Linked DNA regions of Homo sapiens: region 1 is linked to region 2. A link is an interaction called in ENCODE POLR2A ChIA-PET data of the cell type or tissue named here. Cell type or tissue: HepG2. All regions are shown on one strand. Each heading gives the region's core, and the rest is flanking DNA. Links, peaks and the distances in the headings are about the cores only.

Region 1 (16,389 bases), core at 6,831-9,330, 98 kb after region 2:
ACAGCTACAAATGCAGTGTCAACAGGTATGTTGTATTGTTGATCTAAACCCCTTGATTGGTGTTATTGCCAATGACATGGTCTTTTACAATAGTGACTAGCTCTTGGTAGAGTTTGGAGCGAAATAAAGCACAATTCTTCCCTCAGTTTTTCTGTGTTCTCATATTATTGCTATATGGAAAAGCACTTTGTCTTTATATGTGAAATAAAGTTACATATGACAGACTCAGATATAATTATCTGGGTCTAGACTCAGATAATTATAAGTAGTTTTTTTACCATGTGAATATCTGGTAGGACATTCAAAATTCTGTGGGACAGTTCTTCATTGGGTGAGACTGTCCCACTTATTTCAGGATGTTTAGTATTCCTGGTCCCTGCCTGTCAATAACTACAGTGTCCTCAAGTGAACCAGAAACTCTTGCGCAAATTTCTAAAATATTCTAGGACAAGAGGGTAACTGCTTCCATTGAGATCCATTGTTATAAACTGTGTTTGTCATAGATATTGAATTCCTGTGTTTTTTTTGATAAAAATTCTTTGGTAGCATTTCCATCCAGTTTTTTAACTTTCACACATTTGGAATTATATTTTCTTTCTTCATCTTTCATATCTAGTCAGTTATTAGTTGAATACACTTATTAATTGAATTTTGAATTAATAGCATATTGTGATTGGAAGACCACTAGTTTGCAGACAGATGTCAGTTTGAAGAATGTCCATTTTCAGTCTGCGGTGAGAATGAACACAAAAACTGAGAGTAGGTGCTTAAAAACTTCCATAGCAATTTGACATTGCCAAGGCATCCAAGTGCATGATTTTTGTATTTTACAAAATTATCATATTACAAATATGTACATCCTTTATCAGAGATTTTTTGAGAAGCATTGATATAGACCAGTAATTTTCAAACCTTTTAAAAGGTGTAAAGCATTTCAACACTTTCATCAAACCAAACCTTATGTGGAAGCTCAATGTGTAAAATTCATGAAAGCGCCCTTCTCTTTAGAACTTCTCTGGGCCTGAAGACCCCTAAACTCCTACAGTGGCCGCCTCAGTGCCACCATGGACCCTCTAGGGCTTTTCAGAGCAAGGTCTGAAATCCACTGGCTTATAGAGATCATCATACTTTTTTTTTTTTTACTACTAATAGAATTAGGGCTTAATTTATATCCCATGACAGATAAAGGATTTTTCCTAATTTGTAAATTTATCTTATCAATTGTTATAAAAGGCGCATGCACACACACACAACATTGAAAATCAACGACTGGAATGTTGAGTGTCTACCTTTATAACGTTTTCCCCTGGAATTGTTTATCAGATTTTCATTTGTCTTCGATGTCTATGAGGTCTTCCTACCCGTGGAATGGCTTTTCCCACTGGCAACCACAGGCCTCTGCCTCAGTTTCACTTTTTATTCTTTTGGTTTGTAGAGATGACTCTGAGCCTTCCAAAGTGAATTTTGTTTATACAGTGCCACTTGTATTTTAGGTAAATCCATCCTAAATACATTTTTCAAATTTGGTTAAAATTTCTCATAAGGTAATTCACAGAAAGATCATATTTTAACATTGATACTATAGATCTGATTATTTCCCTCAGTTGCTTGAAATTCTCCAAATTATTCTTACCATAAAGACCAAAAACTATTCTAAACTTGTCTCTGTCTTCCTATATAACCAGATATCTCACCTATTTTTCCCTGTTTCCTGCTCTCTCCAGCCACATTGTCTTTTTCGGTTTGTTAATTTTTTGTAAGTGCCTAGTTTTTTCTTATTTCAGGATTCTTGCACATTTTCTTCTTCTCCTACCTCAACTGACTAACTGCCTCCTTTTTATTTAAAGAAATTTTAGCTTAAACATCATCTTGGGGAATTTTATCCTATCTCCTTCACTAGCTTAGTAGTGTTCTGTACTTTTTCTGTATTTTTCTTCATGTCATCACAATTGAAATAAAATAATTTTTATGTGTAATTCTTCATTTGTATGTTCTTCCTATAGACATCTCCATGCGTGTAGGAACAGTGTCTATCTTATCAGTATATTCCCTCTGTCTAGTAGAGTGTCCAACACATAGGAGATACTCAATAAATAATTGTGGAAGAGTTATTGATATAGTATAAAGTCTTAATTTTTTTTTAGGTTAAAGAAAGACCTGATGTGGGAGTTTATATCAAAGATTTATCAGCTTATGTGGTAAATAATGCTGATGATATGGATAGAATTATGACGCTAGGCCACAAAAATCGTAAGTATAGTGTGTAATTGTGATTAAGCATCTGTGTGTTGAGTAGGCTGGTTTAGAAGCAAATTTGGTATGGCACTTTACCCTGTAGAGACTGGATTTTTTAGGTTTCTTGAAAACCATTCCACTTTGATTATTTACCATGTAGAGAGCATAGATGAATGAAAGATACCACAAATCATTTTCCATGCCGAGCAAAATTTTGTTTCTTTTTAGTAGCGCCAATCTATGCAACTCTCATACGGCTGTCTCTTGGTAGCTATAATAGTAAAATTGGTAATGTTTATTGAGCTCTTAGTGGAGAGTGCTTGTGCTAAGTGCTTCATAAAGATGCTCTCTTAGTCCTCACAGGAGACTATGAAGACATTAAATTCTTACTTTATGAATGAAGAAAGTGAGACTTAGTTTAAGTAACTTGTCTAAGTACTATAACTACTAAGTGGTAGAGTGAGTGATCACACCTAAGCCATAGCCACGCACAGTGGCTCATGCCTGTAATCCCAGCAACTCGGGAGGCTGAACTGGGAGGATCATTTGAGGCCAGGAGTTTGAGACCAGCCTGGACAATAGGGAGCCCCTGTCCTAAAGAAACCCACCTGGAAGAAACCCAAAAAACCTAGGCCAGTAGTCTGCATTAACTAGGCACTGTAATGCTTCCCTTTTGTTGACAAGAAAAGCAAAACAAAATTTAAATTAAAAAATTGTATTCTTTTTAGTAATTGTGTCACATTTTTAGTCTAAAGAGTAGGAAGCTTCAGCGATATTATACAGATGCCTCAAACCTAGTACTGGTGATGCAGCTAATAGCAATTAGAAATTAGAGGTGAAAAGTCTGGTCGCGGTGGCTCACACCTGTAATCCCAGCACTTTGGGAGGCTGAGGTGGGTGGATCACTTGTTTGAGACCAGCCTGGCCAACATGGTGAAACCCCGTCTCTACTAAAAATACAAAAATTAGCTGGGAGTGGTGGTGGGTGCCTGTAATCCCAGTTACTCGGGAGGCTGTGGCAGGAGAATCGTTTTAACCAGGAAGGCAGAAGTTGCAGTGAGCCGAGATCGCGCCACTGCACTCCAACTTGGGCAACACAGCAACCAAAAAAAAAAGAAAAAAAGAGGGATTAGAGGTAAAAGATGAGAAATAGGAAATGAAAAATTTTTATAAGTTTCTGTGACTTGACGATAGATATATCAAACCCAAGGAAATCAAACAACAAAACTTCAAAAATCAATTACATTCTTATGAACCAATTAATAGAAAAAGACCAAATCTTAATAGAAAAATTAGCAAAAAATATGTATGTTATTCGTAGAAGAACTAAGCACAGCAATAAGTATGTGAAAGGCTGTTTAACTTCACAACTAATCAGGAAAATGCTAAAACAAGATAGAGAGAGATGTTTCACCCATCAGATTAGATGAAGGATATGTAGGTTGGTGAGACTTTGAAGAAATGGGCACTGAGGATGGAATATAAATTGGTGCAGCCTATTTGAAGGGCATTGTTAACAGTATCTGTTGACATTTTAAAATACATTCCTTTTGACTCTGTGTTTCTAATTTTAGACATTCTGGAAAATATTTTTAGATGTAACAATCTAAATAACCTTCAATAAAACCCTGATTATGTAAATGATGACACAAAAATACCATAGACTGTAATAAAGCTGTTAAAAACAATGAGTTAGGCTGGGTGTGGTGGCTCATGCCTGTAATCCCAACACTCTGGGAGGCCAAGGTGGGCAGATTTCCTGAACTCAGGAGTTAGAGACCAGCCTGTGCAACATGGCGAAACCCCATCTCAACTAAAAATACAAAAAAATCAGCCAGACGTGGTGGCTTACGCCTATAATCCCAGCTACTTGGGATGCTGAGGCAGCAGAATTGCTTGAACCTGGGAGGCAGAGGTTGCAGTGAGCCAAGATAGCACCACTGAACTCCAGCCTGGGCAATAGAGGAAGACTCTGTCTCAAAAACAAAACAAAACAACAACAAAAAAAACAACAAGCTGAGTGTGGTGGCTCATGCATATAATCCCAGCACTCTGGGTGGCTGAGGCGGATGGATCACTTGAGGCCAGGAGTTTGAGACCAGCCTGGCCAACCTGGTGAAACCTCGTCTCTGCTAAAAATACAAAAATTAGCTGGGCGTGGTGGTGCGCACCTGTGATCTCAGCTACTCAGGAGGTTGAGGCCGGAGGATCACTTGAACCTGGGAGGTGGAGGTTGCAGTGAGCCGAGATTGTGCCACTGCCCTCCAGCCTGGGTGACAGAGGGAGACCCTGTCTCAAACAAAACAACAAAAAAACCCAGTCAGGTAAATGTGCCTACACAGAGCTGGAAGATTTTCAAAGTATGTTTGTCAGTGGGGGGATAAAAGCAAATTGTAGAACAGTATGTATGTACTGCCTTACCCCATTTATTTATATGTGAAAAATTGTTAAACCATATATTTATTTGGGCAGTGTGTGTGTGTTTGTGTCTACACGTATGTATATAAAATACAGAATGAAAGGACAGATTGTAGTGGTTACCTTTAGAGAAGGAGAAATAAAATTGGGGAAAAGGAATGTCAGGAGCTTTCACTTTATGCTTTCTGTATGCTTTTATTAAAAAAACAAATACCAGAAATATGTTAATTATTGGTTATTTAATTAAAAATTTTAACACAAGATTTCATTCATAGAATGAAATTAATTTAATTCTCAGGTAGTTAATTGGAGCTTTTGGTCACTTCATTAAAGATTACCCTTTTAATGTTTCAATTATAAAATCAAAGCTTGCACAGAAAAATGCTGCATGAATGTATAGTAGGAAGATAATTTTGGCATTGAGTAAAATTAACTTTAAAATACTTTGGAATTTAAGAAAAAAACTAATACAGGTCTATTGTAAAAAAATGTTTTTTGTTTACACAATATATTCATATATTTACACATATGCAAATACTTTGCATATTTTGAATGGATTTTTTTTTTTTACAGAAGTAGGATTATGTTATGTATTTCTTTCTAACTTGCTTTTATTTTTAATTTATATGTTATGGACATTTTTCCACGTTTTTAGATCTACCTTATTTTTTTTAATGCTGCACTGAATATTGTTGTATTGTCTAACATATGTGTGCAAGTATTCCTGTGGTTTATATGTTCAAGCTGGAGTGCAGTGGCGCAATCTCAGCTCACTGCAACCTCCACCTCTCGGATTCAAGTGATTCTTGTGCCTCAGCCTCCCAAGTAGCTAAAATTCTCTTTATTATTATTGTTTTTTACTTCCTGCAGTACACCAGCATGCATACTTCTCTTTAGATAGCTAAATCAGCAATAATTTTTCCAATTAATGTGGTTTTTTGGTGTAAATTAGTTATTTTTTAGGCAGTATTACTAGGGATTGAAATTATTTTTTGCTAAAGTTATGTCTTTAATATGAGAAACCTTACAAATTTGTTATCAACAAAGTATAAGAGAAATTTCATGTAGTGGCTAAGTACACACCCATGCCTTTATGGTTTAGCCATGCTCTCTGGCTTTTGATTGTGATAAAATTAAGTGTTTTAAACTGTTCAGGATGTTTAATTATTTTTAAAGGCACTCTCTGTTACACTTTTAAAGGATTTCGTTTATTTATTAAAGGTTCTGTTGGTGCAACTAATATGAACGAACATAGTTCCCGTTCCCATGCCATCTTTACAATTACTATAGAATGCAGTGAAAAAGGCATTGATGGTAACATGCATGTCAGGATGGGGAAGCTCCATCTTGTAGATCTTGCTGTAAGTAACAGGACACTGCTTAAGGAATAACTCTTTCTTGTGATCCATTTATTTTATAAATGAATGAAAATTAAAGTGAAAAGGTATGATTTACATATGATTTTTAAGGTGTTACTTGTGTATGTTTATTATTTATTATGGAACATTTCAAATGTATATGAAAGTAGATAGAATAGTATAGTGATCCCCCATACACTGATCACCCAACTCCCAACAATCAGCTCATGGCTAATCTTGTTTCATGTACTCTCCCCCACTTCTTCCTTTCCTATATTATTTTGAAGTGAATTCAGGCATCATATCAGGTTTTTTACTGTTACATTACTTTTTAATAAAACCTTGGGAAGAATATTCTATTTTTAAAAAAATTTTAGCTTTACTTTCATCTCTGTTTATTGCTAGGGTTCAGAAAGACAGGCAAAAACTGGAGCTACTGGACAGCGCCTAAAGGAAGCTACAAAAATCAATCTTTCACTTTCCACCCTTGGTAATGTAATTTCTGCCTTGGTTGATGGAAAAAGCACTCATGTGCCTTATCGTAACTCTAAACTGACTCGTCTTCTTCAGGATTCCTTAGGAGGAAATTCAAAAACCATGATGGTAAGACTTAATTGGTGATATAGTTAACATCAGGCAAATTTAAGATTGTAATTTATGCCAATAATTGATACGTATCACATTTTTTAAACTTGATTATTTTACTTTTTTTGACTTGTGGTTGTCCTTTTTGTGGTACACTCGTGTATTAGCCCATAATAGTGTCCTTTGGAAACTCATGTGGTTGACACTCTCATTTTCGAGAAGGCCAAGGGTGCATATGTGCTTTAAATGTTTTTGATGTATTTGTAATGGTAGTATTAATTTTAACTCTGTCAAGTGTAAAATGATTTGTTTCATATTTCTAATTCAATAGTGTGCAAATATTGGGCCAGCAGATTACAATTATGATGAAACTATCAGTACATTACGGTATGCCAATCGTGCTAAGAATATTAAAAATAAAGCTAGAATTAATGAAGATCCAAAGGATGCTTTGCTGCGTCAGTTCCAGAAAGAAATAGAAGAACTGAAAAAGAAGCTTGAAGAAGGTAGCTTTTCCTCAAAATATTAATCTTTATGTTGGCTAAAAATACATTGTTGAACCACTAACTGTTCTAACAAAAGCCCTCTATTAAACCTTTTTTGAGCCTCTAACATTGGTAGTTAAATGAATATTTCTAGAAAGTGACTTGGTACTTACATACTTTCGCATTTTCATATTAAGCTTAAGTAAAATTACATAATATTTGTGTATGTGGTTTTTTAAAAACATTTGCATGATGTTTTGTAGATTTCATATGACCACTTTTTAAGGAATGAATGTTTATTTGTCTCTGTATAAGAGCAAATTCTGCAATGTATGTATTTAGGTGAAAATGACCAGAATTCTGGCATTGCAATCAATATCAACTAACTATTGTTTGAAGTAAAGCAAGATATTAGACAGTCATGAGTAAACCAAGTTTGCTATAAGGAAAAATGCATTGCATGACCTTTAAAATATCCTTTCATACCTAAATTTGAACATGAGATTGTATTTTGGAAATTCTTTTCTAACAATATCATGCTAGAAAGTTGGAAAATTTGAAGATCTTATTTATGAGAGTGAGACGCTTCCCAGTCATTAAGTGCTGAGTGAGTCCTTGCACCTTAATGCGAGAAACAGATCCTTTCTGATTGGTACAGAGCTCCTTCGCGAACCACGTAAACAGGGCTTTGGTTTCAAAGCACCTTTGTAGTCTGTGAGAAGACTGACTAGATCAGAGGTGAAATTCAGAGACGCCAGCATCACAAATGTTTAGAGAGGGTACTTATTTAGTAAACAAGTAGTTATTGAGGAAAAGCAGTAAGAGAACTGTTAGATAATGAAATTTGGTGTTTTAAATGTGACCACTAGGTGGTATTTATAGCCAGTATGTTTTAAAGATTTTTAATTTCTTAGCGATGTTAACGGTGAGTGCATACTTTTATTTTGCTGACTTTATGTTTTACATTTTTTTGTTGTGGTAAAATATACATGACATAAAATTTATCATTGTAACCATTGTTAGTTAAGTGTACAGTTAGTGGCATCAAGTATATTCGCATTGTTGTGCAACTGTCACCACTATTCATTTCTAGAAATTTTTCATCATCCCAAACAGAAATGCTGTGCCCATTTAAGTAGTAACTTCCTATTCTTTTCTCCCCCAGTCTCTGGTAACCACTATTCTACTTTCGGTCTCTATGAATTTGACTATTCTAGGTACCTCATATAAGTAAAATCATGGAGTATCTACTTGTGACTGGCTTATTTCACTTAACAGAACGTTGAAGGTTCATCCATATTGTAGCAAGTGCCTGAATTTTATTCCTTTTTAAAAAATTGTGGTTAAACTTGCATAACATAAAGTTTACCATTTTAATCACATTTAAGTCTACATTTCTGTGGCATTACATTCACATTGTTCTGCAGTTATCCGTCTTCAGTTTTCTTCTTGCAAAATTGAAACTTTGTACTCATTAAAAACAGTATGTACCCATTCCTCCCTTCCCCTAGTTCCTGGCCAACAACCATTCTGCTTTGTCTATGAATTTGACTGCTCTGGGTATCTTACGAAAGCGGAATTGGTGGGGCGCAGTGGCTCACGCTTGTAATCCCAGCACTTTGTGAGGCCGAGGCGGGTGGATCAGTTGAGGTCAGGAGTTCGAGACCAGCCTGGCCAACACGGTGAAACCCCATCTTTACTGAAAATACAAAAATTAGCTGGGCATGGTGGCTCTCGCCTGTAATCCCAGCTACTTGGGAGGCTGAGGCAGGAGGATCACTTGAACCTGGAAGGTGGAGGTGGCAATGAGCCGAGATTATGCCACTGCACTCCAGCCTGGGTGGCAGAGTGAGACTCCCATCTCAAAAAAAAAAAAAAAAAAAAAAAAGAAAGTGAAATACAGCATTTGTCTTTTTGTGACTGGCTTATTTCATTTAGTATAATGCCTTCAAGGGTCATCCGTGTTGTAGAATGTATCAGGACTTCTTTTTAATTCTGAATAACATTCCATTGTGTATATACTACATTTTGTTATCCATTCATCCACCAATGGACAGTTGGTTCTTTCCACCTTTTGGCTATTGTGAATAATGCTGCTATGAACGTGGGTATACTAATACCTGTTTGAATTCTTGTTTTACCATTTTTGGGGTATGTACCCAGCAATGGAATTGCTGGATTCTATGATAATACTGTTGTTAATACATTTCAGTTCATTTTTGCTCTTATGACATTTCTTTTTATAATCTAGTTAATGGAGTTGATCATATCAACAATAAAAAAGTAGGCAATAGCATTAAAATAATAATTTTTAAACTTAAAAATTATTGTAGGCTATATGCAACTTGCAAACATGATATGGAGAGTTCCTATCTACCCTTCACCCAGCTTCACCTCATGTTAACATTTTTTATAAGCATACAACAGTTATTGAAACCAGGAGATTTACATTGATATAGTCTTATTAACTAATCTGTGGACTTTATTCAAATTTGGCCAGTTTTCCTTCCAGTGCCTCTTTTTCCTGGTCCAGGATACAATCCAGGATCACACACTGCATTTATTTGTCATGCTTTCTTTGTTTTGTTGTTGTTGTTGTTGTTGTTGTTTGTTTTTTGTTTTGAGACAGAGTCTCGCTCTGTTGCCAGGCTGGAATTCAGTGGCACAGTCTCAGCTTACTGCAACCTCTGCCTCCCTGTTCAAGCGATTCTCCTGCCTCAACCTCCTGAGTAGCTGGGACTACAGGCACATGCCACCTCGCCCAGCTAATTTTCGTATTTTTAGTAGAGACAGGGTTTCACCATGTTTGCCAGGATGGTCTTTATCCTCTGACCTCGTGATCTGCCTGCCTCGGCATCTCAAAGTGCTGGGACTACAGGCGTGAGCCACCATGCCCGGCCATGTCATGCCTTTTTAATGACGATGTCTAGCACACTTGTTCTTCAGTCTAATTCCCCAGTCTTTCTTGATCTTGACATTTTTGAAGAGTACTGGTCATATATTTGTTGAATGTTCATTAATTTGGGTTTGTCTACTTTTCTTTTATAATGACCCTGCAAAGTTTCTCCACTGCAAATCTATTGTTTTATGTTTCCATTCGTAATTAACATGTATCTTGTGGGGGATACTTTGAGACTGCAAAGGTCCTGTTTCTTGTCATACTTTCTTCTACTATTTTTAGTATTCATCAATAGTTCTTGTCTGCAACAATAATCCTGTGGCATTTGCTCAATGTTATTTTCTATTCTCATCATTTCTTCCTTGTTTAGTGTTTAGGATTCTATTGTATGGAAGAACAGCCCCTTCATTCCCATTTGTTTATTTATTCAAGTATTTATCTTATTTAGATCATGGATTATAATCCAGTGTTATCATTATTTATTTTGTTCATTGAATTGTTCCAGCTTTGGCTATTATGAGATCCTTCAGAGTAGTTCCTGTATTCTTTCAGCATGTGCTCATCAGTTTTTTTGAGCATTTGATTACTTTTTGGCACTACAAAAGGTTTTAGGTTTATCTTGTGTCTTCCTTGCCCAATCTTAGAATCATTCACTTCTCTCTGGTCCCTTCTGTAGGAGAATGGTATTTAGAAACCCAGTTTTGGGCACTAGCTGTGCTCATTACTACCAAGATGTCATTGTTTCTAAGCCCGAAGAAAAAAATATTTTTCAGAAATTTCTTCTCCCAAGACTCTGTGTTCCTTTCCATCTTGTACTTACAGGTACAATTATTACCTGGTTGTGATTAGAGTATATTTTACTTTTTTCTCCTCTATTTTATTTTGTTAGACATTTCATATGTAAACAGTGGCATTTAAAAATAGCTAATTTGAAGATGATATAGTGCTGATCTGTTTTATTGGCTTCATCATTCCTTTTTTGTTTTTTATCTTTAAGTTAATGTGTAGTTAACACTGTCTTTGTACAAATAAGCACTTCTTTTTTTGAAAATATCTTGTGATACAGTCCTAAAAGTGGGATCATTGTTACATGACAGTTCTGTGTCTCTTAAAAATACAGATTGAATGAATTATTTGAAATCTTAAACAGGAAGCTGTTTTAGAAGAAATTGTTCCTCAAAAGTGATCACATTTTTAAAAGACTGAATTAGTAACTCTACCACATAATTTATATATATATTTAAAATTATACATAAAGAAATGATTTGAATATTTTTATTTTTTTTTTTGAGACAGAGTCACTCTGTTGTTGAGGCTGGAGTACAGTGGTGCCATCTCGGCTCACTGCAACCTCTGCCTCCTGGGTTCAAGTGATTCTCCTGCCTCAGCCTCCCAAGTAGCTGGGATTACAGGTGCATGCCACCAAGCCCAGCTAATTTTTGTATTTTTAGTAGAGATGGGGTTTTGCCATGTTGGCCAGGCTGGTCTCAAACTCTTGGCCTCAAGTGATCTGCCTGCCTCAGCCTCTTAAAGTGCTGGGATTACAGGCGTGCGCCACCTTGCCTAGCCAGAATGGTTTGAAATTTTAAGTGGGTCAGAATTTAACTTCTCTTTAGAGACTTTAAAAATAAAGTCTTTTTGGATATCTCATCTGTGTCTGAGATTGGCATATCTGTTATACTTTCTAGGAGCATTTAAATAGTATTTAAATTTGTTGTTTGCAGTAACAAAAATCTGAGGAAGAAAGCTGATATAGGTATTTCCTAAATAGCTAATGACTTCGTACAGGATAAAAAACATTGTATTAAATTTCTGTCCAAGGAGAAGAAATATCAGGCTCTGATATCAGTGGGTCAGAGGAAGATGATGATGAAGAGGGTGAGGTTGGAGAAGATGGAGAGAAAAGGAAAAAAAGAAGGGGTAAGTTCTGTTTAGTAATCTGATTTGTAGAAATTAGGTGGTTTCACAAGGTGGTAGAGTGCATGACTTTTATTTTGCCGTTATCTGTTTAATATATTAGATAACAATTAGAACAGAAGATGTATGCCATTTACCTGGTTAACTTTGCATTTTTTCTCCTGTATTGATCCGTTTATAGCTGACTTTGAATATATGTTCTGTTTTTTTAGAATTTAGAATTGTAAGACTCTATAATACTGGGTATGCCATTTTAAAATTTCCTGTGTGTTTTAATTTTATGTAGGGACTTACATCTGTGTTAGGAACCTAAGTTTTTTTGTTTGTTTGTTTGTTTGTTTGTTTTGAGACGGAGTCTCATTCTGTCGCCCAGGCTGGAGTGCAGTGGCGCGATCTCGGCTCACTGCAACCTCCACCTCCCAGGTTGAAGCGATTCTCCTGCCTCAGCCTCCCGAGTAGCTGGGACTATAGGCAAATGCCACCTCGCCCGGCTAATTTTTTGTATTTTTAGTAGAGACGGGGTTTCACCCTGTTAGCCAGGCTGGTCTTGATCTCCTGACCTCATGATCCATCTGCCTCGGCCTCCCAAAGTGCTGGGACTACAGGCGTGAGCCACCATGCCTGGCTGGAACCTAAGTATTTTAAGGAAATTAGGATAATGTGGAGTTTTTCCACAAACAAGATTAGTCTTTAAAAGTCATTGAATTTTTAAATAGTAAATTTGTATGAGGAATTCCATTTTTAAATTTAGTTCTTTTTCTTTATAAAATGTATTCTCATTCTCACTCTGTTGTGGGGGATTTGTTGCCACGTGTGAATTAAGACTGTTTATTATGATCAGAATATAGATAATATGCAAATGAAATGGACATATTATAATGGCCTACATTTCAAACCTTTTTACCATAAATATTTATTTCAGAACTCTCTTCCATTAATGTGGTCATTGTTTTCAAGCTGGTGCATATTTTGTTTGTCTTATTAAAATGATTGTGCTAAAAATAAACCCATCACTGCTTGATTAGGAGTCCCAAATTTAAAAACTATAAAGATTTTGTAACTTCAAAAGACAGAAAAATAATGATTTATGGCAAAAATTGGCAAAATGTCTGCTGGCTAAATCCAGCTCACCACCTGTTTTTGTAAATAAAATTTTATTAAAACAGCCATGCTCATTTATTTACATATGCTCTATGGCTGCTTTCACATGAAGCCGTATGGCCTGCAAAGTCTCAAACACTTATCTGTCCTTTTGCAGAAAACGTTTGCCTGATTTAGAGAAATTTTTTTTGTTCACACCTAGTTTTTCACAGAGTAGATTATTATTTTCAAAGCTAAAGCTGATAACAGATTTGTTAAAAATAAAATTTTAAATAGAAAAATGCCAGTAATATGTTAAAATATTTAACAATAATGTATCTTCCTTCCAGGCTTAGAAATTTAAAAATTTTCAGTGAGCCTTTTGAAAGTTTTGCTATCAAACCTTAAACATATTTGATAGTTTGATATTTTGGGGGAGGGAGAGACTGAAAGTGGAGATAGACTAACCTATTATGAAGGGTAATTTATCACTCCTATAATATTTATTGTGTATGACTTTGAGTTTTAAAACTCCATTCCTTTAACTTATCAACCTAAATAGTTTCAGTAGACTAAAATCTCACCAAATGACTTCTTTATTTTTTATTCTTGTCATTTCAACCCTTTGAATGATTAGGCTTTAGGTGACCAGTAGGATCTGCCCACAGTAGTTGCTTAAAGCAGTACACTTTCTAATTCCTCTGTATGGCTTTGTAAAGTAGAGAATATTGGATAAACTACCAAGATTGGTTTTTAGGAAAGTAAATTTTGGTTCTTTAATACAAAGCTTGATTGTCCTTTAAAATTTTTTTCTCTGAAAACTGAATTTTTCTCTGTGTGTGTGTTCATTTTCTTGTTTCCTCTTTCTTTGGTTCCTGTTGGGCTCATTTCTTTGTTTTCCAGGCAGTAGCAGCAGCAGTAGTTCAGACTCCACATGTTCTGTCATAGAGAAACCTCTGGATAAGTTCTTGCCTAGTGAGTGGTAGCTCTTACATTCTCTAACAGAGCTTTGGCTTTTCCATAACCCATGGGCTTCATTTGAGCAATGCTGCACCACTCCCTGTCATTACCTAAAGAATACATGTTGGATTCCTCAGTAGAACAAAGCATGTGATGATTCCTCCACCCCCTTTCATTGCTTCCAGTTAATCATAATTGTTAAAACATAGGCTTTAGCTTATGTTTGAGACAATGGAAGAGAGATTCATGCTTTTGCAATTGAGATAATGTAAAGAGAGCTAGTAAGCTGTATAAAAGAATAATTCTTATGCTTATTTTTTAGGTTTCATGACACATTTCTAATCCTGCTCAGAATAAGGGACACGTAACATCAAATCTTGTATTTCTAAAAGTACAAATTATATTTGAAGTACACCAGTGCCCATTATAACATGTCGTACAATTACAAATTTTTTACACTTTGGTGTCCTATTCTTAGTGGTAGCTTAAGATTAAAGGCTCCCAAATAAAGAAAAACATAAAGCTTGAAGCAAGTAAAGATGAATTGAATAGTGTTTTATTTCAAATGGACATTTATCCATATTTCTGTATTACCTGATAGATTTTAAGAAAAGTTCTTTCTTTTTTTTTTTTTTTTTTTGAGACGGAGTCTTGCTCTTTTGCCTAGGCCGGAGTGCAGTGGCGCAGTCTTGGCTCACTGCAAGCTCCGCCTCCCGGGTTCACGCCATTCTCCTGCCTCAGCTTCCCGAGTAGCTAGGACTACAGGTGCCCGCCACCACTCCTGGCTAATTTTTGTATTTTTAGTAGAGACGGGGTTTCACCGTGTTAGCCAGGATGGTCCCGATCTCCTGACCTCATGATCTGCCCGCCTCGGCCTCCCAAAGTGCTGGGATTATAGGCGTGAGCCACTGCGCCCGGCTGATTTTAAGAGATTTTCTAAGGTATGATTAGAGAATGCAGAATCACGTGGATTTTATGCAGGATCCATCTAGACTTATTTCAAACTTAAAGGCTTTTGTTAAAACAATTTAATTAAGTTGAAAAGTGTTATTTAATTTAATTTATTTATATTTTATTTTCAGAAGAAAGGGGAGTAGTGTTGCTTTCTTGTACCAGCCTGCAGCTTACTGTCTTTTAAAGCATTATCTATATACTTACCCTTTCAAAACTAATGACAAAAATAATTGCTTATTGTTCTTATGCTTTTAGCTTTCTAGAAGAATAATTCCAAGAATATTAGAAATCTCCTTCTCTATTGACAATTTGTAGGCAAGTTACCAAAACAATTCATTTCAAAGGATAATTTGTAAAATACTTGGAATTGCATTAGAAACCACATAGAGGTATTACTTTGTATAATAAACTGTGAAATATGCGAAAATATTTGAGTGGGAGGCGTTGCAATTTAGTTTTCTGTTTTAAAACTTAATTCTTAAAGAGTAGTTATATGAAAGTATGTTATGAAATGAGTTGTACTTTGTTCAATTCAAGAAGTTTTAATTCCTATTTGCGTACCTAGCACATAATTTTTTTCTTGTAATGTGGGCGTGTTGGTGAAGTGGAGAGATGGTTGTCCTAGCATGTGGTTGCTGTGTGTACCTTCCCTTTTAAATATCTCAATGGCCTTTTTAAAAGGTGTTTCTTGCTTGAGTCCTTAATTGGCAGTGACTCCTGTAGAATCATTGTTTATAATTACCCTTAAAAATCTACTAATAGAAGGAATGTAAGTTTGTTACTGTACAGGTATACTTCATTTTATGTAATAATTTTATTTTCTGGAAAAAAAAAAAAGCCCTTAATCCGGTTGGGAAATCGGATGTATTGGGAGAACTTGTGTCTTTAAAAATTCTTCATTAGACCTTTCTGTTAATCAAATAATCAGTGGAAATTACTGTAATCTAATTTATCTGTTGGATTGGTTCAGGTTTTTGTGTTAGATTTTCTTAAAGTGAAGCATGCCTATAATAGATCCATATACTAAAAGAAATATTGAATTGGGACATTTTTGATATGGACAGTGTGAATTTTGTCACTTTAAATGTACTAGTTGTTAAAATTGCCTTAATTTTCTGTTTTGCCCTTTTAGATTACTTCCCAGATCTTAGCAGGTTCCTAATTCCATGTCTTCTGTTAGCATAACCACATGGTGTTGAACTGTGACCTTTGCAGGACTTGGGGAATCAGTGTGAGATCTTGAGATTGACTTGAGTTATAATCTAAGACTAAGTTAACTTTAATATTCTTGCTTAAATGACATCTCTCGTTGTGTTGAATATGCTTTCTTTTTACATGGGCTCTATTTCAGTTTTGATAACGGTTTGATTTTTATTTCTACACTTAAATGAATGCTATTATATATTTTTCTTTGTTTCACAAGAGAAATAATGTTTTCCTTTTTTTCCTCCTCATCTCTGTGCGTATTGCTTCCTGTCTGCGATTTGCTTACTACTTC
Region 2 (13,470 bases), core at 3,549-6,048:
CCAGCTCTGCATTTACTAGCTGTGAGGCCTAGACAAGTAACTTATGACTTCTCTAGGCTTCAGTTTCCTCACTTTAAAATCAAGATACAAATAGTACATACCTTATAAACTTGCGATTAATACCTGCAAAGTGTTTCGAATTGTGCCTGGCACTTAATCAGCACAGGTTATACAGTATATGCATTACCCTGGATCTCCATTAGGTAAGGGAGACATGCTTAAGAATAACCTCCAACCTCCATTAAAGGATATGTAAAACTTTACTTAAAAGCTTGCTATGGATACGACTCATACCCATCTACATCAACAATTCTCCCTCATTAAAAGGCGTGATTTCGTCCCTGTGACAATTCTTGTCAGCTAAATTGCCTTCACAATTATTTTCTGTTAGTGTTGAAAATACCCTTCTAACGGTGTGCCTCCTGCTAGGTGATATATGATTCTTAAAAACTTTCCCTATGCGTATGAAACTATAATTTCTTATCGGCTTACCTTATAGTTGCAGAAAGCTTTGGCCTGCAAGGAAAAGCAGTGTTTTCTAACACCTGAGCTTTAGGTATATTGATCCTAAACTCTTGCTAAATGTTTTACTTCACTTGGAAGGCTTGCAGCACACTCTTCTGAAACACATAGATTCTTCTGGCAGTTCAAATGACCCTCCTCTGATTTAAGTGTGCAATAAACATTAGTTATTGTTATTACTACTTTGCTGGTTTAAACGTTGTCTTTATCAAGGCAGGTCATACCTGTGTCTGTGACCTTTGTCTGAGGCCCTGTCTGAGTCAGGTGTCTCTTTTACCATGGAAAATCTCTAGTATTTTATTCTGTTTTCTAGACTGTCAGCTACTCCAATTGCTATAATTGTGTCTCCTACAATTTTTCAGCAGAGGCAGAAGATTTAATTTGCATTTTAAAATAATTTATGCAGAGTTCCAGGCAAGGAAGGTGGGAAGGTCACATCAGGGCCCACATTTATCTACAGTTCTCCATTACGATATCCATGTGTGGTTGACTCCTTTACTTTGCAGAGCAATCCAACTTCTTTCAATAACAGAATGCTTGAAAGAGGCAGAAGAATGAAGGAAATTAGATAAAAAGAAAAGAAAAATACAATAGCAAAAACTGTACAATTTTTAAGGGAAGTACATCACCACTCAAGCAGAAACAAAATGGAGGACTGTTTATTTCATTGCTCAATCAAAACATTCCATGAAAGACTGCCTTAAGTAATTTCAAAGGCTTCACTGATACATATGGGGGTGGGGAGGGAAGCTCCACTACCCCATGCCACAAAACTATTTGATATAACTAATGACATGCAAACACAATTTGCAAAAGCAGAGCATTATCACAATATGACATTTAAAAAATTGGTTGAGTAAACAGATTTCATATCTTTAAAACATAAAATAATTACACTGTATTGAGCCTGGGAAATCTTGGCAATATCTACAAACTTTCTCATTTACAGATAGGAACAAAGGCCCAGAGAAGTTAAGCCACTCATCCAAGCTCACTGAGCAGAGATTCTGCATTTGCTATTTTGGAATAAGTTGTCTACTTTCAAATGGTTTTTTAAAATGGGTATTACATACTTTTTGTTTGTACAGAACAGTCATATAAAATAGTTGCTCCTTAATTGTATCCATTACTATTTAATCGCTCATTTTTCTGTAATACTATTACTTTTTTAATAGTCACCTATTTCACTGAAAGGCTCCACTGGATTTGAAAACCAGATTCAGAAACATGGCACAAAGGTGCAATTCACAAACCACAATTTTTTTAAAAAATTAAGTAGTCATGCCAAATCAAAATAGCCACCCACAAGTGCCAAACACGTTTCTATTTCATGATGGAGACAACCACAAATTAAAAGTATCTGTCAAAATGTCTCTTTTCTCTAAGTCACCTTTACTTTCAAGATGTACTTGTTTGCAAATATTTAGCATTCACAGTACAACTGAAATTAGTTACATTCATAATGGTCACAATCGTTATTCTGTGTTCAAGACTCTCCAGAATCTTGATTGCCTAAAACGAGGTAGATAAACTTTTAAGTTTGTTGGTTGGGATTAATTTCCTTTAGATCTTGATCATCTATTTTTTAAATAGAATTCCAAAGTATTTAGCAAAAAAAAAATTGAAAATGTCTAAGCACTTTGCCTAAAAGTGGAAAAATATAATTCCAAAAGGTTATTACGAAAGTTGCATTACCTCATTTCAATTTAAAAACAGAATAAAAGCATCAAATTACAAAACCACCACATATCTTAAAGCTGACAACCTAACATCTTTCAACATTTAAAGAGACCCTTGCTCTAGCTCTGTCTTGGGATTGTGTAGCTGCAGAGGCATCAGGTGAAGGCTTTCAGGGGCCAGACCAGCTGCTGCCCCTTAACCTTTGACCCTGGATTTCAAGTTCCCTCTAGAGTTCAGGCCTGTCTCCTGGAGTTCTTTATAGGAAGCTCTCACTGATTTCTCAAATCCCATCTCTGGAGATGGGTCATGCTTCAGAAAGAAGCTGGAGGTGCAGGCCCATCTGGGTAAAACAGGCTGCCCTGGACAAAGCTGGAAACAGAATGAGGCTCCAGGCGTTGATTGGGCTGCAGTCTTGGGCGGGTTTGGACTGCGACGAGCAGGCCACGATAGATCAACCAGGTGGTAGCCCCAGGGACCTTCAGGTTGTTGGAGGCAAACTGGGCACTAGACCAGCTAAAGGCCCCGGAGTAGGTCGACGAGAGATTTCTGAGAAGGCTGGCAGACCACCGCGGATCTTTGTCTTTTTACGTGGAGCCATGGGCGAGGCGCTCAAGAACTTGCTGAAGGAGCTCGACTTCTTCAAGCCTCGGGCCAGGTCCTGGAGCATGAGGTCGTCAGCCAGGACGCCCAGAAATGCACTGGTGGTGGAACTGAGGATGGTGGCGGCCACCTGTACGGGGCGCCTGGCAGCAAGACTGCCACTTCCACCACCGGTCGCATCTGGCTCCGTGGTGCCTCGCAGGCCTGGATCGCCAAGAAGGCGGCGCAGCGCGTACGAGGAGCCGGGCCGCAGGTACTGGTAGGCGCGACGCCCGCTGTGATCACGCACGTGCACCTGGGCACCCAGACGCACCACCAGCAGCACGGCAGCGTCCTCGTGGCCGTGCAGTGCAGCCAGGTGCAGCGGCGTGTAGCCGCCGTGGGAGCGTGCGTTCACGTCGACTGGTGCGCCACTGCGCCGCGCGACCTCCACCAGCTGCAGCGCCATCTCGCCGTCGCCGCTCTTGGCGGCCCAATGCAGGGCCGTGAAGCCAGACATGAAGTCGCGCTTGGCCGCCAAGCCGCGGTCGCGCAGCAGCAGCCCGTGCAGCTGGTGGGTCCAGCGGCCCCCGGCAGTCCGCACGAGCCACTCGTGCTCGGACGGCTCCAGGGGCACCGCGGACGGCGGCGGCGCGGCGGGCAACTCCTCGGCGTCAGGGCTCAGCAGACGCGGGCCGGCGCGCGACAGGCGCCTCAGGTGCGGGGAGCGGCCCGGGCCCAGGCCGAGGCCCAGACCGGACTCTTCCACCGAGAGCCGCCTCAGCAGCAGAGGGGAGCTCCGCGGGCTCGGCTCCTCCGACAGCTGCCGGCGCAGGCCGGGCTCCTCCGCCCGGAGGCGGAGCGTGGCGGGGGCCGGGACGCAGCGCACCGGCAGCATACAGGGCTTCTGCTGCGGCGGCCCTTTCGCTGCCCCGGGCCCGGGCTCCGCGTCTGGCGGATCAGAGCAGGGCGATGCCGCCTCAGAAGGGGCCCTAGGCGGTGGGGCCGCGTCTGCGGAGGGTCTCTCGGTGGCCTGGGCTAGCTCAAGGGCTGGAAGCGGTGGGTCGGCGGACCGCTCCCCGGGCGGCTGAGCGGGCTCGGAGGCCGGCCCCCCCGGGGTGTCCTGTGGCTCTGTTGGCAGACCCAGGTCCCCTGGCGGCTCCACTGGCCGCGGCACCCGGACCAAGGGCGGAGCTCCCGGGGCAGAGGCGCTCCGCGGCAAGACCGTCGAAGTGGGTTTCGACGGCTGGGCCGCTGCCCCCGGGGGGCCGAAGGGTGCGGGCTCGGGCTCCGGGGGCCGGGGCTTCTTCCTCAGCACCACGAACTTGACGCCGTCGAGCTCCTTCACCACCGCCACGTTGTTGACGAACTGCTTGAAGCGGTCCCTGCGGGCGGCGCGGCCCCGCGGGTCGCCGGCATCGAGCAGCGGCTTGAAGCGGCTCAGCAGCTCGGAGTTGCGCACCTTCCCGCCGTGCTCCTGCAGGAAGCCCAGCACCGCCGCCTGGCTCACCCCGGCAGCCGCAGCGGCGGCGGCGGCGGCCAGCGCCATGGTGGGGCCCTGGGTTCCTGGCTCCCGGGGCGGGTGGGCGCCGCGTCGCCGCGGGACGCGCGGGAGCGGGGTTCCGGGAGGCGCGGCCGCGCTCACCTGGTGCCTTCCCCGCGGCCAGCCGGGCGTGTCCCCGAAGCTGGACCTCGGTCGCGCCAGTGCCGCTGGGCCGGGGCGTCTCGGGGCGAAGGGCGCCGGGGGCCGCGGGGAGCGCCCACCCCCAGCGCCCCGCCGGGCCCCGGCCTTCGGGGTAGGTTTCTGCCTTTGTATTCTGTCCAATGGGCGCCTGCTTCCATCCCCCGCGCCGCGCTCGCCTTACAGGTGACAGCTGCCCCCGCGATGCAGAGGGAACCGGAGCAGAAATTCCCGCCGCCCCCCGCCCGCCCCAGAATTAAAGGCGCAGCGCTCCAGCTCTGGTCTCGGTTGCTAGGTGGGTGTGTTCCCTAGGGACGCCGCGGTCCGCCAAGGAGGAATGGATTTTTATTCCTTTAATAAACATTTAACCACTGCAAAACACCAAGCGATGATTTCAGAACAATCTTTTTTTTTTAAAGGTCGTCAATACCACTCCAGTTTTTTTTTTTTTTTACTGTGTTTCATGCAGGAAAACGGCTTCATGAGATTTACAGCAAAACCAATTCACTCTGCGCGGCAATGCACGTTACTCTAGGTTTAGAGAGACGTTTTCAAAAGCAATTTTCTCATGGTAAGAGAATACATTTTCACGTAGAATTTGGGGTATAAAACCACAGGAAACATAAACATAACAGGAAAACATAGAGGAAAACATAAAGAAGGAAAAAAAATCACTTGAAATCACCATTAACATTTTGAAATATCCTCTCCCTGTCTCCCATGTGTGTATGTATGTTTATGCTTTAAAGTAAGAAAGCAATGCGGAGTCATGCCATGGTTTTAAACCTTCGTTTGTTCCACAGATAGGTATTGAGCACGTAGTTTGTGCCAGGACTTTTTTTTTTTTTTTTTTGGCTAAGATGCGTCAGTTAGCAAGACAGATTTAAAAACCCGTGACCTAGTGGGGCTCATGTGTTGGAGGAGAACAGAAGCATATGGTGAATCCGAAAACTATATGATATACTAAATACATGCTATGAAAAAAGCACAGCGGGGTATAACGGATGAGGGTCAGGTTGCAATTTTGATCTGGGCAGTCAGGATAGTACTCGTTGTGAAAGTGACATTTAAACAAGGACTTGAAGGAGATCAGGGAGTTATGTAGACGGGGAAGAGGTTTCTAGTTGAGGGAACTGCCTGGCAGAGGTAGAATCAGTTCCTTAATTTAAAATGCAGGCCGGGCGCGATGGCTCACGCCTCTAATCCCAGCACTTTGGGAGGCTGACTTGGGCGGATGATCTGAGGTCAGGAGTTCGAGACCAGCCTGGCCATCATGGTGAAATCCATCTCTACTTAAAAATACAAAAATTAGCTGGGTGTGATGGCACGCACCTGTAATCCCAGCTACTCCGGAGGCTGAGGCAGGTGAATCGCTTGAACCCGGGAGGTGGAGGTTGCAGTGAGCTGAGATGGCGCCACTGCACTCCAGCCTGGATGACAAGAGCAAGCCCTGTCTCATAAATAAATAAATAATTGCAGTACTACAAATATATCTAACCAGAAGCAGCATATTGTAGTAGCTGAGAAAACAAGACTCTGGAGTCAACATTCTACACTTGAGTTCTGGCTCTACCTTGGGCAAATGCCTTGACTTCTCTGTGCCTCAGCTTTCTTGTCTGTAAAGGAATGAGGAAAATAGTACTTACCTGCTCAGATGGTTGAGAGAATTAAGTGAGAAAATAAACACAAAAGACTTAGCATAATGCTTGGCTTACAGTAATCATTTGAATTATTATTAGTAGTATAGTCACTACTATTAGTATTACTCAAAAGGAAAACAGAAGACTAAAATGTAAAGGGTCCCCTTTCCCCAATCCAATCCCCAGGGGCAATTTCTGAGTTCAGCCCTGTCCCCAAGATGCAAACAATTTAAACATTTCCCCCTCACTTTATATTGTGAGCATTCCTCCCAATGACAATAGCTAGTCTAGTCTTCAAAAACATACAACTTTTAATGATAGCATCAAATAAATGTAGTATTATACTTTGTTTTCTTGTTCTTCATTGTTTATATTGTTTCTAGTTTTTAATTCTTATAAATGATGCTGTTGATATATAAGACTTTGTGCACCTTTCTGAGTAATTCCTTAGGATAGGCTCCTAGGAGTAGAATTCGCAGGGCACGCACCATCACACGCAACAGCATCACACCCAGCTAATTTTATTTTTATATTGCCCAAGCTTGTCTCAAACCCTTGGCCTCAAGCGAGCCTTCCACCTCAGCCTCCAAAGATTACACGTGTGAGCCACTGCATCTAGCCTTACCCCAGCGCCCCCCCTTTTTCTTTTGAGATGGAGTTTTGCTTTTGTTGCCCAAGCTGGAGTGCAATGGCGCAATCTTGGCTCACTGCAAGCTCCGCCTCCCGGGTTCAAGTAATTCTCTTGCCTCAGCCTCCCAAGTAGCTGGGATTACAGGCATGTGCCACCATGCCTGGCTAATTTTTTATTTTTAGTAGAGATGGAGTTTCACCATGTTGGCCAGGCTGGTGTCGAACTCCTGACCTCAGGTGATCCACTCACCTCAGCCTCCCAAAGTGCTGGGATTGCAGGCGTGAGCCACTGCGCCTGCCCTACCTTACCCATTCTTTAGACTCACCTCAAGGCCCACCCCTGTAAAGCCTTCTGCAAACTGCCTCAGGTGTATCGTGCTCTGCATTCCTCAATAATTTATTTCAACAAACATCTATTGGATATCTTTGGGTGCAAGGCTGTAAGCCAGATACTCTGGGTAGAAGATACAATCTGCCTTTGAAGAGCTTACTGCTTAGTGGAGAAGAGAAAAACATTAAGTACAATTAATTATGTGACATAGCCAAATGAAATGAATGCTCCAGGTACTTACCAGAGCACGTGGGGGATGGGGGGTGAAGGGGTGGGGAAGGATAGGGAAGAGGGAGGACTGGGACATCTCCAAGAGGCAGGCTATGAGAACAGGATAGGTGAAAGCTTGAAAGTGGGACTGTGGGCCGGGTGTGGTGGCTCACACCTGTAATCCCAGTACTTTGGGAGGCGGAGGTGGGCAGATCATGAGGTCAGGAGATTGAGACCATCCTGGCTAACATGGTGAAACCCTGTCTCTACTAAAAATACAAAAAAATTAGCCGGGCATGGTGGCGGGCACCTGTAGCCCCAGCTACTTGGGAGGCTGAGGCAGGAGAATGGTGTGAACCCGGGAGGCAGAACTTGCAGTGAGTCAAGATAGTGCCACTGCACTCCAGCCTGGGCAACAAAAAAAGAAAGTGGGACTATGAAGGCTGAATTCAGGGTAAAGAGTGTCCAGTGTGTTTGAAGTTCAGGGTGTGTGCCAGGGATATGGAAAAATATAATGTTGGAAAAGTCATCTGGGGTGATGGGTGAAGGGCCTTAAATGGTAGTTTGGACTTTGCCCTGTTTGCAGTAGAATGTCATTGAGAGCTTGCTTTCTTCTTTTTAAAAAGTGGCTTTATTTTCTGATTATAGAATTAATGTTTTTTCCAATTCTCAATAGTTTCTAAAATATAAAAAGAATATGTCACATGTTAGAGAGCCACTTGATATTTTTTAGTTTATGCTGTGAGGAGTTTTTCTCTGTACATCCATAGATATATACACAACCATCTACACCATTTGGTACACATGGGATTAGACCGCGTGTTGCTAAGAACCCATGTTACCTTAGTCAAGACTGGTGTGGCGAATGGGCGGAAGAGGGGACCCTGGGGAGGTAGTGGCAGGGTCCAGTGGAAGACGGTAGGGCTTATCAAGCTCGGACAGTGGATGGGTGCCAAAGATACTTCAGAAACAGAACTTGCATTATATTGTCTTGTTTTCACTTTTAAAGTTATATTCCCTTTGTTTTAATTTTCATTTCAATAGCTACTTTTTATATTTTATTTTCCTACCTTTTTCTGGGCCAATTGTTGTGTTCCTTGAAAAGTCATTTCCATGATCTCATAGGTAGTGAAGCTTCAACTTGGACTTTTGTTACCATCTCTTGTCTCCAAGAAGAGAGATGAGGGAGAGCACTCTCTGTTAAAGATCATTATTGATTTATGTGGTTTGAACTAATTTTGACTATGATTGTAACCCCCCAATGGATTAATTTACCTTGCCCACTGCCTAGACAGAGCCGATTTATCAAGACAGGGGAATTGCAATGGAGAAAGAGTAATTCACACAGAGCTGGCTGTGCAAGAAGACCAGAGTTTTATTATTACTCAAATCAGTCTCCCTGAGAATTTAGGGACTGGAGTTTTTAAGGATAATTTGGTGGGTAGGGGGGCCAGTGAATTGGGGGTTCTGATCGGTCAGGTCAGAGATGAAATCACAGGGAGTTGAAGCTGTCCTCTTGCATTGAGTCAGCTCCTGGGTGGGGGCTACAAGACCAGATGAGCCAGTTTACGAGCCTGGGTGGTGCCAGCTGATGCATCAAGTACAGGGTCTGCAAAATATCTCAAGAACTGATCTTAGGCTTCACAATAGTGACGTTATCCCCAGGGGCAATTTGGGGAGGTTTAGAATCTTGCAGCCTCCAGCTGCCTGACTTCTAAACCATAATCTAATCTTTTGGCTAATTTGTTAATTCTACAAAGGCAGTCTAGTTCATTTTGGGAAAGGGCTGTTACCATCTTTGTTTCAAACTATAAACTAAGTTTCTCCCAAAGTTAATTTGGCCTATGCTCAGGAATGAACAAGGACAACTTGGAGGTTAGAAGCAAGATGGAGTTAGTAAGATCAGATCTCTTTCACTGTCTCAGTTATAATTTTGCAATGGTGGTTTCATGATCGCTAAGAGTAGACAAGGATTAAATACTGATTGAACAGGAATTGCTAGTACAAGCCGTTTATTGACAGTGCTTAACAGGCTTCAGGCTCTGAGCTACATAAGGAAACTTGGCCAAGGTCACAGTTAACAATTGGCTGAGCTCAAACTGGAACCCCAGGCTACCTGCCTATGCTCATTTACCATGCAAAGTTAGGTCACTGATGATTTAAAATTGATGTTCTGAATGTTTAATAAATAAAGTAGGGAAAAACTCCTCACAAATACCTTACTTAAACTTTTATTTATGCTTGTGCTTCTGAACATACTCTGCTTTAATATTTTAAGTGATAAGTTTATAGTTTGAGCAAACATTACAGTGAGGATGCTAATGACATCCAGTTCCCCAGGCTGCTTTTCAGTTTTGATGCCCTGTTGCCAGTGAGGCCAGAGAATCAATTCTTCCAGTGACCCAGCAGTTTGCCCGCAACATTAGGAAAATCAAATATAAAATGTATATTTATAGCAAGGATAAAATTCCATGATGTGTCTTGAACATGGAGAATGAAATAGGAAGGCTATTTGTTCTTATCTCAGTATCTTAAATATGAAGCAGATCAGGGTAGAGGCCCTCTGTAATTTTTAAAGCTACAATATTTAAATATAAAATAAAATAATTTCATAATCTTATGCTATGTTACATTACATTTATATTATTATTTTTGAGACAAAGTCTCGCTCTTGTCCCCTAGGCTGGAGTGCGATGGCACGATCTTGGCTCACTGCAACCTCTGCTTCCTGGGTTCAAGTGATTCTCCTGCTTCAGCCTCCTGAGTAGCTGGGATTACAGATGCCTGCCAATGGTATTTTTGTGTTTTTAGTAGAGACAGGGTTTCACCATGTTGTTCAGGCTGGTCTCAAACTCCTGACCTCAGGTGATCTGCCCACCTCGGCCTCCCAAAGTGCTGGGATTATAGGCGTGAGCCATCACGCCTGGTCTGTATTCTGTTCTGTTCTATTCCTTATTCCAATCCACACTACCCTCTGAACCCCATGCCTAGGCCCCACCAAGAGCTGTAGCGGATGCTTAATGTTTGTAAATGTCTTCTCCCCTACCATGGCAGTGCAAATCAGCTCCTTCCATTGCGTTTATCCAACGCAGCCTGCCACCTCTGCCCCCTGGTGTCTCACCAATACATCTCATCTGTAAAGAAGAGTTCCTCCGGTCCCAGGAGGCAGGAGCTCCAGGGACTTGAGGGGGATGGGCTGCCCAGCAGTGGCTGTAAAGGGACTTTGCCCAGATATCAAGCTTTTGCGGTCAACTTCCGGAACAAATCGTGCTTTGTTCTTGCTTCCAGCCCAGGGGAAGCAAAGGGGACCTCTCTCATGCCTGCAGCTTGTTAAGCCCACTTCTCTCTAAGGTCAAAAGAACTTTATTTCTAAATCTGAGTGAAAGTGTCAGCTCACGTGTTTCTGCTGTAGACTGAGTTTTTGACTCTGCAGTTCATTTTTCAGGCTGCTGCTTCTCTGATTGCTCAGACTATTGCTTGGTTGCTAAGTAGGGAGCCACAGACCTGGTCCACGGAGACTTGGAAAGCTGTGTCCTGGCTTCATGAATCTCCAGCAGTTGGTGCCCTTTGCTACCCATCTTTAATCATCCCTTTCAGTCCCTTGCCTTCTCAGGTATGAGGTGTTTTTTGTTTGTGGTTTTTTTGAGACGGAGTCTCGCTCTGTTGCCAGGCCGGAGTGCAGTGGCACAGTCTCGGCTCACTGCAACTTCTGCCTCCCGGGTTCAAGGGATTCTCCTGCCTCAGCCTCCGAGTAGTTAGGACTACAGGCGTGTACTACCATGCCCGGCTAATTTTTTGTATTTTAGTAGAGACGGGGTTTCACCATGTTGGACAGGATGGTCTTGAACTCCTGACCTCGTGATCCGCCTGCCTCGGCCTCCCAAAGTGCTGGGATTATAGGCGTGAGCCACCGTGCCCGGCCTGAGTTTTTATTTAAAAGAGTATACCTGCTCCCCTACCCCTGGGACATTTGGGGGGTCAGTTTTTCTTTTTCTTTCTTTCTTTCTTTTTTTTTTCTTTTAATGGGCAACACTTCATTCCATAAAATAGAATACGTGTTCCCTGGGGTCAGCTTTTCTTTCATGTGGGACACCGTCTGAATTAGGAAGGGCCTAATCTGAGAGGCCTGCAAAATGCTAGTCTTTTATTGTTGTTGTTGTTGTTGTTGTTTGAGACAGAGTCTTGCTATGTTGCCTGGGCTTGTCTGGAACTGCTGGGCTGAAGTGATCCCCTGCCTCAGCCTTCCGAGTTGCTGAGATGACAGGCAGCTGTCAATGTGCCTGGCTCAAAGTGCTGTTTATTTTTATTTTTATTTTTATTTTTTATACTTTAAGTTCTAGGGTACATGTGCACAACGTGCAGGTTTGTTACATAGGTATACATGTGTCATGTTGGTTTGCTGCACTCATTAACTCGTCATTTACATTAGGTATTTCTCCTAATGCTATCCCTCCCCCTGTCCCCCACCCTCTGACAGGCCCCGGTATGTGATGTTCCCCACCCTGTGTCCAAGTGTTCTCATTGTTCAGTTTCCACCTGTGAGTGAGGACATGTGGTATTTGGTTTTCCGTCCTTGTGATAGTTTGCTCAGAATGATGGTTTCCAGCTTCATCCATGTCCCTGCAAAGGACGTGAACGTATCCTTTTTTATGGCTGCATAGTATTCCATGGTGTATATATGCCACATTTTCTTAATCCAGTCTATCCTTGTTGGACATTTGGGTTGGTTCCAAGTCTTTGCTATTGTGAATAGTGTCGCAATAAACATACATGTGCATGTGTCTTTATAGTAGCATGATTTATAATCCTTTGGGTATATACCCAGTAATGGGATGGCTGGGTCAAATGGTATTTCTAGCTCTAGATCCTTGAGGAATCACCACACTGTCTTCCACAATGGGTGAACTAGTTTACACTCCCACCAACAGTGTAAAAGTGTTCCTATTTCTCCACATACTCTCCAGCATCTGTTGTTTCCTGACTTTTTAATGATCGCCATTCTAACTGGCGTGAGATGGTATCTCATTGTGGTTTTCATTGGCATTTCTCTGATAACCAGCGATGATGAGCATTTTTTCATGTGTCTGTTGGCTGCATAAATGTCTTCTTTTGAGAAGTGTCTGTTCATATCCTTTGCTCACTTTTTGATGGGGTTGTTTTTTTCTTGTAAATTAAATTCTTTGTAGATTCTGGATATTAGCCCTTTATCAGATGGGTAGATTGCAAAAATTTTCCCCATTCTGTAGGTTGCCTGTTCACTCTGATGGTAGTTTCTTTTGCCATGCAGAAGCTCTTTAGTTTAATTAGATCCCATTTGTCTATTTTGGTTTTTGTTGCCATTGCTTTTGGTGTTTTAGTCATGAAGTCCTTGCCATGCCTATGTCCTGAATGGTATTGCCTAGGTTTTCTTCTAGGGTTTTTATGGTTTTAGGTCTAACATTTAAGTCTTTAATCCATTTTGAATTAATTTTTGTATAAGGTGTAAGGAAGGGATCCAGTTTCAGCTTTCTACATATGGCTAGCCAGTTTTTCCAGCACCATTTATTAAATAGGGAATCCTTTCCCCATTTCTGGTTTTTGTCAGGTTTGTCAAAAATCAGATGGCTGTAGATGTGTGGTGTTATTTCTGAGGGCTCTGTTCTGTTCCATTGGTCTATATCTCTGTTTTGGTACCAGTACCATGCTGTTTTGGTTACTGTAGCCTTGTAGTATAGTTTGAAGTCAGGTAGCGTGATGCCTCCAGCTTTGTTTGTTTTGCTTAGGATTGTCTTGGCAATGTGGGCTCTTTTTTGGTTCCATATGAAGTTCAAAGTACTTTTTTCTAATTGTGTGAAGAAAGTCATTGGTAGCTTGATGGGGATGCCATTGAATCTATAGATTACCTTGGGCAGTATGGCCATTTTCACAATATTGATTCTCCTATCCATGAGCATGGAATATTCTTCCATTTTTTTGTGTCCTCCTTTATTTCATTGAGCAGTGGTTTGTAGTTCTCCTTGAAGAGGTCCTTCACATCCCTTGTAAGTTGGATTCCTAGATATTTTATTCTCTTTGTAGCAATTGTGAATGGGAGTTCACTCATGATTTGGCTCTCTGTTTGTCTGTTATTGGTGTATAGGAATGCTTGTGATTTTTGCACATTGATTTTGTATCCTGAGACTGCTGAAGTTGCTTACCAGTTAAAGGAGATTTTGGGC

What was found. ChIA-PET counts read pairs that join two places held together with the same protein. Peaks named below come from ENCODE experiments on the same cell type or tissue, not always from the same donor. Only the 100,000 strongest peaks of a DNase experiment are listed, where the experiment ranks them.
Region 1: POLR2A ChIA-PET joins it to region 2 with 5 read pairs; 5 of 35 experiments call an interaction of 5 or more read pairs at or near these places.

The regions. Positions count from the first base shown.
Region 1 is chr5:132,706,470-132,722,858 of GRCh38, reverse strand. It overlaps KIF3A (kinesin family member 3A), which reads left to right. Exons shown (of 19, transcript NM_001300791.2): 5 at 2,145-2,250; 6 at 5,875-6,014; 7 at 6,417-6,614; 8 at 6,928-7,102; 9 at 11,802-11,900; 10 at 13,881-13,952. Among named protein-coding and RNA genes, the nearest start is that of KIF3A, 23 kb to the left of the region's middle. In HepG2, for the core only: a CTCF peak has its summit at 7,959 (motif pointing right); no DNase peak of the experiment used is centred there.
Region 2 is chr5:132,804,482-132,817,951 of GRCh38, reverse strand. It overlaps SOWAHA (sosondowah ankyrin repeat domain family member A), which reads right to left and starts at 4,650. Exons shown (of 1, transcript NM_175873.6): 1 at 1,166-4,650. The coding sequence starts at 4,330. The coding sequence ends at 2,681. RefSeq lists enhancers at 2,505-3,005, 3,006-3,506 and silencers at 3,546-3,615, 9,181-9,475. In HepG2, for the core only: no CTCF peak of the experiment used is centred there; no DNase peak of the experiment used is centred there; H3K4me3 peaks cover 1,163 bases.